3 separate regions of the Homo sapiens genome follow, and regions 1 and 3 are each linked to region 2. A link is a contact called in ENCODE Hi-C data. All regions are on one chromosome and are shown on one strand. Each heading gives the region's core, a stretch centred on a gene start or an enhancer-like site at or near the end of the contact. The rest is flanking DNA. Distances are from core to core; before and after follow the strand shown.

The links. A loop is a pair of places that touch in the nucleus more often than their neighbours do. Pooled maps may share reads with other maps.
Region 1: a loop to region 2 is called in a map with no recorded cell type, with 3 times the contacts of the local background. The contact joins the enhancer-like site here to the promoter of NOS2 in region 2. A Hi-C loop is called at or near these places in 2 of 37 single-sample maps with no recorded cell type and 4 of 50 pooled maps.
Region 3: a map with no recorded cell type shows a loop between it and region 2 (2.5-fold over the local background). The contact joins the enhancer-like site here to the promoter of NOS2 in region 2. A Hi-C loop is called at or near these places in 5 of 37 single-sample maps with no recorded cell type and 7 of 50 pooled maps.

What each region holds. Positions count from the first base shown.
Region 1 is chr17:27,347,397-27,350,475 of GRCh38, reverse strand. All of the region lies in intron 2 of LINC03146 (long intergenic non-protein coding RNA 3146), which reads right to left. LOC124903959 (a long non-coding RNA gene) reads right to left here. Exons shown (of 2, transcript XR_007065679.1): 2 at 1,985-2,131. LOC124903958 (a long non-coding RNA gene) reads left to right here. Exons shown (of 2, transcript XR_007065678.1): 2 at 1-110. Among named protein-coding and RNA genes, the nearest start is that of LINC03146, 16 kb to the right of the region's middle. RefSeq lists a silencer at 871-1,580. Within about 2 kb of position 1,280, at least 28 of the 41 ENCODE cell types and tissues checked have a DNase peak (open chromatin) inside an H3K27ac peak, as active enhancers do.
Region 2 is chr17:27,799,061-27,802,106 of GRCh38, reverse strand. It overlaps NOS2 (nitric oxide synthase 2), which reads left to right and starts at 1,578. Exons shown (of 27, transcript NM_000625.4): 1 at 1,578-1,768. RefSeq lists a cis regulatory region at 1,041-1,063, an enhancer at 1,376-1,404 and promoters at 1-1,614, 1,373-1,665, 548-1,665, 1-1,745.
Region 3 is chr17:28,117,146-28,120,077 of GRCh38, reverse strand. The region is part of intron 1 of NLK (nemo like kinase); the gene reads right to left. Among named protein-coding and RNA genes, the nearest start is that of NLK, 76 kb to the right of the region's middle. Within about 2 kb of position 1,482, at least 2 of the 41 ENCODE cell types and tissues checked have a DNase peak (open chromatin) inside an H3K27ac peak, as active enhancers do.

The DNA.
Region 1 (3,079 bases), core at 31-2,530, 450 kb after region 2:
AGATTTACCCGTGTTATTACATTGTAGATCTGATTCGTTAATTTTAAATGCTCCATAGTTTCCCATTGTTTGAATAAACCTGTTTATTTATTTGTTCCTTTCCTAATGGACTGTTGGTTGTTCCCATTTTCGTTATTACACACAGCACTGCAGTGAAAATTCTTGTATCGATGTGTGGGTGTTTTTTCCTTTTGAGACAGGGTATTGCTCTGCCACCCAGGCTGGAGTGCATTGGCACAATCACAGCTCACTGAAGCCTCAACTTCCTAGGTTCAAGCAATCCTCCCACCTCAGCCTCCCAAGTAGCTGAGACTACAGGCGCATGCCACCACACCCAGCTAAATTTTAAATTTTTTGTAGACAGGGGTCTTGCCATGTTGACCAGGAGGATGGTTTCAAAACTCCTGGGCTCAAGTGATCCACCCGCCTCAGCCTCCCAAATTGCTGGGATTACAGGCATGAGTCACCGCGCCCGGCCTGTTTTGCGAGGCATATGGTTGCTAGATCACAGTGCATGCACATCTTCGGCTTTAACTAGCTATCGCCAAATTCTCCAAAGTTGATCTGAAACCAGTGGAGCGTGTCAGCACTGCCCCTAGCATGCGCACACCAGGCGGGGGTGTGACAGCCCTCGGGCTAGGCCCCAACCCCACTTCGAGATCCGTGCGGGGGCCGGGAGCTAGCAGAGGCCAAGCAATGGGAACAGGCACCTCCAAGCCTGCAAGGACAAGGCGAGCACCTTCCTGGGCCCCCAAAAGTGCAGAGGGGCCCGAGTCCACAGCCCGGACTTGGGCGGCTGCTGCCGCTCCCGGCTCCCGCCTGCTACGTGAAGCGTGATGCCCGAGCCGCACCCCTCGCGGCCTGGGGCGGGGGCGCCTGGTCCTCGCTGGGCCGGGGCCGGGTCTGGGGCAGGGGCGTCCTCTCCACGAGCCTAGCCCCGTGGCCCCGGCGCTCAGGGGCAGCCTGGAGTTCCCCTCGCCCGGCTCGCCGCACGGCCCGGGGCAGGGCGCCTCCGGGAGCGGATCGTGGGCCAGGGCCCAGCCGTCTGTTGTGTCAGGCCCGCGGTCACCCCGATGAGGGGTGGACCCCAGGGACGCTGCCCCGGGCGGCCCTGCGCAGAGCCTCCTCCGGAGGCGCAGGAACTCCGCACCTTTGGTAGGGCAGGCGCCGCCTCTCCCTTACGGCGCTGGGCTTCCGAATGCGGCCCCAGCTTCGCCTCCTCCCAGCGGCCTCCTGGCGGCAGCAGCGGGCAAGAGCGGCGACGCGGGGCCAGGGTCCGGAGGCCCTGATCTGGAGGCACGTCCCGCCCGGCCGCGCGAGGGTGGGGGCGGCGCAGTCGGTTGCCTCGGGGACGCGGGCACAGGGTACCCGCCGCCACTGCTGCTCCAGCAGCCGCTCCTGCCACCGCCGCCCGCGCCCCAGCGCGGCGGACGGCCCGCCGCTGCCATCAGGTTTTGTCACAAAGTGAGTTTAAACCAGGACGGGCGCTGTGGCTCACGCCTGTCATCCCGGCATTTTGGGAGGCCCAGGCGGGTGGATCGCCTGAGGTCAGGAGTTCGAGACCAGCCTGGCCAACATAGCAAAACCCCTTCTCTACTAAAAATACAAAAATTAGCCAGATGTGGTGGAGGTTGCCAGGAGGCTGAGGCAGGAGAATCTCTTGAACCCGGGAGGTAGAGAATGCAGTGAGCCGAGATCCCGCCACTGCACTCCAGCCTGGGTGACACAGCGAGACTCGTCTCAAAAATACATACATACATACATACATACATACATACATACATACATGCATACATACATAAAGGAGTTTAAACCAAATTTAGGGGAGCAAACTTAGTTTTCAGAGTTTTTCTATTTTGGAATTGCAAATAAAAGATTTTAAGCTTCTACCAATTTGTATTCCCACCAGCCGCTTATGACTTCTCATTTCCCCATATCTTTACCAATATGGTGTTATTAGGCTTTTTAATTTTTGCCAATCTGATAAGTGTGAAATGAAGTCTTTATTTTGATTTGAATTCTCATAATTACTAGGGAAGTTGAGCATTTTTCATTTGTTTATGACAATTCCGGTTTCCTCTTCTGTGAATTTCCTGTTTCTCTTGAATTGTTCTTCTTTTATTGATGTATTCTGGACACAAACAAGTTGTACTGAATTGCCAATATCTTGCCTTTTCATATTTATGGTACCTTTCATCATAAAGAAGTTTAAAATTTCAAGGTAGTCAAATTCATCAACATTTTCCTTTATAAAATATGTCCTTCTCATCTTATTTAAGAAACCCACCCCCTTCAAGTTCATGGTTGTATTTGCTTGCAGATTTTTTTTAAGTTTTAAAGTTTGGCTTTTTATATTTAGTTTTAAAAAATATATCCGGAGTCTATCTTTGGGTACGATGTGAGGAAGGAATCTAGTTTTATATTTTGCATCTGTTAGCCAGTTGTTCTGGTATTATGTACAAATTGGTGTCTTATTTTCCCGCTGATGTGTAGTAAAACCACCTCCATCACAGTCCAAGTTCCCATCAATATGTGGCCCACCTCTGGGTCCTCTGTGCAGCCCCATGGTCTCTTTGTCTGTCTTTGCTAATAATAATTCTTTATTATGGTAGGACAAGCCCCTCCCATCTTATTTCTCACTTTCTTCTTCAATAGTGTCCTAGCTAGTCTTGGCCCTTTATTCCTTTATTATATAAATTTTTTAAAAACTTGTTTATTTCCATAGAAAAACTAGTTGGATTTATTTATTTATTTATTTATTTATTTATTTATTTATCTATTTTTGAGACAGAGTCTCCCTCTGTTGCCCAGGCTGGAGTGCAATGGCGTGATCTCAGCTCACTGCAACCTCCGCCTCCCAGGTTCAAGCGATTCTCCTGCCTCAGCCTCCCAAGTAGCTGGGATTACAGGCATGTACCACCACGCCCAGCTAATTTTTGTATTTTTAGTAGAGATGGGGTTTTGCCATGTTGGCCTGCCCGGCTGGTCTCAAACTCCTGACCTCAGGTAATCCGCCTGCCCCAGCCTCCCAAAGTGCTGGGATTACAGGCATGAGCCACCGTGCCTGGCCAGGATTATT
Region 2 (3,046 bases), core at 329-2,828:
CTTGCACTCCCTAAGGCCAGGATTCTGACTCTTTCCCTGAGTGCTGTTTACCTGAACTGAACCGGCATGAACCACCACGCCCGGCCATCTTGTCACTTTCTAAAATGCATTGCTCTTCGTGGCAGATGCTCCATAAGCCAGAGCTCTAAGCCGCAGCATTGAGCCGCAGCATTGAGCTGAAGCCTGAAGGGAAGATGGCTTTGATATGTTAAAACTCATTCCAGTTTACTCCTATTTTTCATTCATTCATCCACACATTCACTCAACAAAGATCCTTGAGCTCTGATATCCATGTCTTTTTTGTGGCTCTTAGTTTATCTTTGACAAAGTTAATATATTATGCTGAATTTAACTTGGGAAAGACAAGAAGGAAATGAGTGGACAGTGGTAGCAAAGTGTTGGGACGGTGAGATCAAGGGTGACTTTTTTTCCCTTTGCTTCTCAACTTCTCCCTAATGTAGTTGTTATTTTACTTTTATGATGGAAAAATGCATATGTATGGGAATACTGTATTTCAGGCATTATAAGGAATGAAATTATAGGCCGGGCATGGTGGCTAACCCTTGTAATCCTAGCACTTTGAGAGGCTGAAGTGGGCAGATCACTTGAGCTTCAGAGTTCGAGACCAGCATGGACAACATGGTGAAACCCAGTCTCTACCAAAAACACAAAAATATTAGCTGGGTGTGGTGGTGCATGCCTGTAGTCCCAGCTACTCAGGAGGCTGAGGTGGGAGGATCGCTTGAGCCTGGGAGGCAGAAGTTGCAATGAGCAGAGATCGTGCCACTCCGCTCCAGTCTTGGTGACAGAATGAGACTCCATCTCAAAAATAAATAAATAAATAAAATAAATGAAATGAAATTATAAGAAATTACCACTTTTTCATGTAAGAAGTGATCATTTCCATTATAAGGGAAGGAATTTAATCCTACCTGCCATTCCACCAAAGCTTACCTAGTGCTAAAGGATGAGGTGTTAGTAAGACCAACATCTCAGAGGCCTCTCTGTGCCAATAGCCTTCCTTCCTTTCCCTTCCAAAAACCTCAAGTGACTAGTTCAGAGGCCTGTCTGGAATAATGGCATCATCTAATATCACTGGCCTTCTGGAACCTGGGCATTTTCCAGTGTGTTCCATACTGTCAATATTCCCCCAGCTTCCTGGACTCCTGTCACAAGCTGGAAAAGTGAGAGGATGGACAGGGATTAACCAGAGAGCTCCCTGCTGAGGAAAAAATCTCCCAGATGCTGAAAGTGAGGCCATGTGGCTTGGCCAAATAAAACCTGGCTCCGTGGTGCCTCTATCTTAGCAGCCACCCTGCTGATGAACTGCCACCTTGGACTTGGGACCAGAAAGAGGTGGGTTGGGTGAAGAGGCACCACACAGAGTGATGTAACAGCAAGATCAGGTCACCCACAGGCCCTGGCAGTCACAGTCATAAATTAGCTAACTGTACACAAGCTGGGGACACTCCCTTTGGAAACCAAAAAAAAAAAAAAAAAAAAGAGACCTTTATGCAAAAACAACTCTCTGGATGGCATGGGGTGAGTATAAATACTTCTTGGCTGCCAGTGTGTTCATAACTTTGTAGCGAGTCGAAAACTGAGGCTCCGGCCGCAGAGAACTCAGCCTCATTCCTGCTTTAAAATCTCTCGGCCACCTTTGATGAGGGGACTGGGCAGTTCTAGACAGTCCCGAAGTTCTCAAGGCACAGGTCTCTTCCTGGTTTGACTGTCCTTACCCCGGGGAGGCAGTGCAGCCAGCTGCAAGGTGAGTTGCCTTCATTTCTGGGGAAGCGGCTGTTTTGAGAGGGTTTTGTTTCTTCCTCTTTGAGAAGGCTCAGAAAATTGTGGGAATTTTCTGCCTACAGAGAGAAGGTGTTGGAAAGTCTAGGTAAAAAAATGCCGACATGAGGTTTGGTCATTTGAACATGGCATCTTGGTCAGATTTCTTTTCTGCAAATATTAGCTGTGGTTGTTACATGACAAGGAAAAACTTTCTGAAAAGTTCAAAATGGGAGTTTGTATCTGCTAAGAATTTTTTTTAACAGAGATTATCTTATCAGTCCTTATAACATGTAACCTCCCCACAAATCCTGGTAAGATGGATATATTAAACCCATTTTATGGATGAATAAATGAGTTTCAGTTAAATAACTTGATCCAGGACACATAACTGGTAGAGCTAGGATTCCAGGATTTGAACCCAGGTCTATGGGGCTATAAGTTCTTTTCTTTCTTTCCCTCTTTCCTTCCTTTCCTTCCTGTCCTTTCCTCCCTTCCCCTCCCTTCCCTTCCCTTTCTTTCTTTTTTTTTTTTGGAAACAGCCTTGACTGCCCAGCCTCAAGCAATCCTTCTGCCTCAGCCTCCCGAGTAGCTGGGACTACAGGCACAAGACACCATGCCTGCCTGGCTAATTTTTCAATTTTTTGTAGTCAAGGTCTCCCTATGTTGCCCAGGCTGAACTCGAACTCTTGGACTCAAGCGATCCTCCTGCCTCGGTCTCCCGAAATGCTGGGATTACAGGCGTGAGCCACTGCACTTGGCCTAAAATTCTTACATGGACTATATTCACTACACTGTCTTCTAAAGACAGAGTTTTTGCCTCTTTGATCTTCCTCTTGTCTGTTTCAAAGGAGATGATCTCAGATTTCGAGGGATGAGTGCATTTTTCACAAATATTTCCTCCCCACATAATAAAAGAGGAGCAAGTAATAATGCTGAGTTAGAACAACAACTGCAAAATCTTTAAAAGAAAGGTAGCTACAGCTTGAGTGCTTTCCCCAGTAATAGACCTAAAACTACAGTTGATAATGAGAGCTGCTGGGAAGTGTCTTTCAGGGTCAGGCAAAGGCACCCCTGTTTCAACGACCTCCGGGCTCTTCCTCACCCTGCCTGTGGCCAGTGATGAAGCCTGGCTGGGTCTGGTGGGCCAGCAGGTCCCGCTAAGGAGGCTCATGGTGCATACAGTTTGTCCTTGTTAAGTGGCGATGGGGATGGGGGGGTTCATTGTTTTTCCTTAAGATTATTAGGTGGCTTTACAGAATTG
Region 3 (2,932 bases), core at 233-2,732, 320 kb before region 2:
TGAAATACGAAAAAGGGAAAACTTCAGATCACACACTGTATTCAACTGTCACGTCTCTTTGGTATTCTCTAATCTAGAAGTTATTTGGCATGTCTTTCATGACTGCCATTTGTGAAATATACAGACCAGGCCAGTTACTTTGAAGACTAGCCCTTAATTTGGGTTTGTTGTTTTCTCATAACTAGATTCAGATTATTCATTTTTGACAGAAACAACAAAGAACTGATGCCTTCTCAGTGCATCATCTCAGGAGGCATATAATGTCAGTATGTCCCATTACTGTTGATAACTTTAATCACTTGAATGAGGTGTCTGCCAGGCTTCTCCACTATAAAGTTACTATTTTTTTCCCTTTGTAACTGTGTAAATATCCTATTCCTCACTGAACTTTGATCCATTAACTTTAGTATCCCCTCATGATTTTTGCCTGAATCAATTATTACGATGGTTGCCAAATGACAATAATTTTAATATCTTTAACAGTTAGCCGGGCACAATAAATATTAGTTTTTAAACATGAGATAAATTGATTTAACACAGTGCCCTTTCCAAAGGCCTCATACAATACTTCTTCCTAACTTCTGACTACTACTTACTGGTTACCCTATTATGGTGAGAAAAGCCACCATAATAAAGGAGATAAACCCACTCCTGAAAATACTTGACACAGGCTCAAGGTGAGTACTATGTCTTGTAATGTTTTAAAGTAAAATTCACAAAGCAGCATTTTATTATTCATGCAAAAGCCAGTCATGCCTGTGGCTGGCAACAATATAACTCTAATGAATGTGAATGGCAGTGCAGTAATTTCACGCCATGTTGAGTTTGTTCTCTCTTAACTTGAGGTAGCAGATGCTTTGGTTCAGCACAAACAGTACCACAGAACACAGATAAGTGTGGAAGCATGTTATACAGGAATTCTTTTATTTTTTGTTACTCAAAGGCTTGAGGCGCTTAGTTTCTCTGCTGCTGCCATACCCTGGTTATTCTAAATGCACTTGCTAATGAAGCTCCAGCTGTAGAGATAATGAACAACATTTAGTACAAGTTTCTTCATTTCAGAAAAAAAGGAGCCATCCTTATACCTACAATTCTAGGGCAGTTACTTTCTCTGCTAAACACTGGATGCCTTAAATAAGACAGTGCATCTGTCATTTCATCTGATTCCCTTCTTAAACAGTGAAGTTTTACTTACAGGAGTTTACTTCCTAAGTTTTAAATTAATACTTCAAGCAGCATGTTTAAGAGTCGTGAGAAAGAATCCTCACTTACACCTGTCCAGAGTTTATCAATACTTCTTTATACTCATAAATTCAACTGTTTTTTAAAAAGCCAGAAGAATCCACAAGTCCTTTTTCAGAGAGATACAGAGTTGATCAAAAGAGTACAATAACAAAACAGGAAGCATTTTAGATCTGTTGTGGTCATTTTGTTGAGTTTTCTTAATCCCAGAAAACGGAACACTGCCACAAATCTGCTTAAATTACTGACAAGCAGAAAAGTTGTAATGAAACAAAAGTGAAACTTATTATTGGGAATACTTTCTCAGCCACTAAAATGTCACTTAAAACATCTTTAAACTAGTCAGCAAGAATCTCCAAGAAATTGTGTTTCTCTTTCATTTTTATGTGAAGAATCCCCCATGTGTTAGCAGTTTTAAAATTCATGTTTCTGATACATGTTTTTAGCTATTCAAAGCAAATACATAATATAATAAAAAGAGTGCTTCAACTTGGTTTAAGAAAATCAGGTTCTTGTAATTCTATTCACATAAAGTTGTAATCAGCAATCCTCCATTTCTTGCTATACATACTACAATTACTATGTCAACTATACTGAGTACATATCTCAGTAACAGAACCTCCTAACTAAACTCTAAATATTTAGATTATTGCCGTCACATTTATTTTGAAATTCATTTCCTTATTTTTACTTGTATTTAGATTGCCTGTTTCAGAAAACAATAGCAAACTGAGGCAAAATTTTTGACAACAAACAAGTCTAGGAAATGTATCCTATTTGTTACCTTGGTCCTTGTTATATATTCAAGGATACACAAGAAATTTATGTAACAAATTATGGAATAAGAAATTTACTTTTATTTCTCACTGGTCTTTCTAACTGCAATTTTAAAGGGCTATAATTTGTGTGCACTCCACCATATTTATAGAGTTGTATACAATTTAGAAGAAATCTTTCTAGGCCTTTCCCCCATCCAAAACATAAATAAAAAACGGATTCTCATCTTCTATATTTAATGTATTATATTAGCCGAGTTCTTTTCTCATTTGTTTATCCAAGTTTGTTAATTGTCGGGTTAGCTGTATGCATAAGAAAGAGATCCTTTTCCATTTTGTCAGGATATATAAAATGATTCCCAAATTTGCTAATTTGTATTACAAAGAAAAAAGGCCTTATATGATAGCTAAACCAAGGCTGAGAAACAGTTCATTCTTTTCTTCATATCCTCCTAATATTATTCCTTAGGAGCAGCAAAATATCTATATTTGACTGAAAGAGTTAAATAAGAACTTAAACATCCTCTAACTCTGTGTTTAATGAACTAAAAATAGCAAAGATCTCAGCAGATAAGACAGCACTGGGCCATTCTAATCTGTAGTGAGACACCTGAAAGTACTGATAATGGAGGAAGGCTAAGCAACAGGTAAGCCATCCAGTATCAGGCTGTCATATTTATTTTCAAGTACTTAGTACTAGTGAGTGAAACCTAACTCTTAAGACCCTTTCAGTCCCCACCAATAATACTGGATAAGTTAAAATGCAGCTGAAAATCATTTTATGCTAATTCTTGTGGTCTTGGGAATATTTAATTGTTCTTTAGATCATGAATTAATTAGTTCCATCTATACTATAGATGCTGGGGAGATACAGAGACTTCCTCCTCAGTCACTGTTAAATATGTCTACGAGGA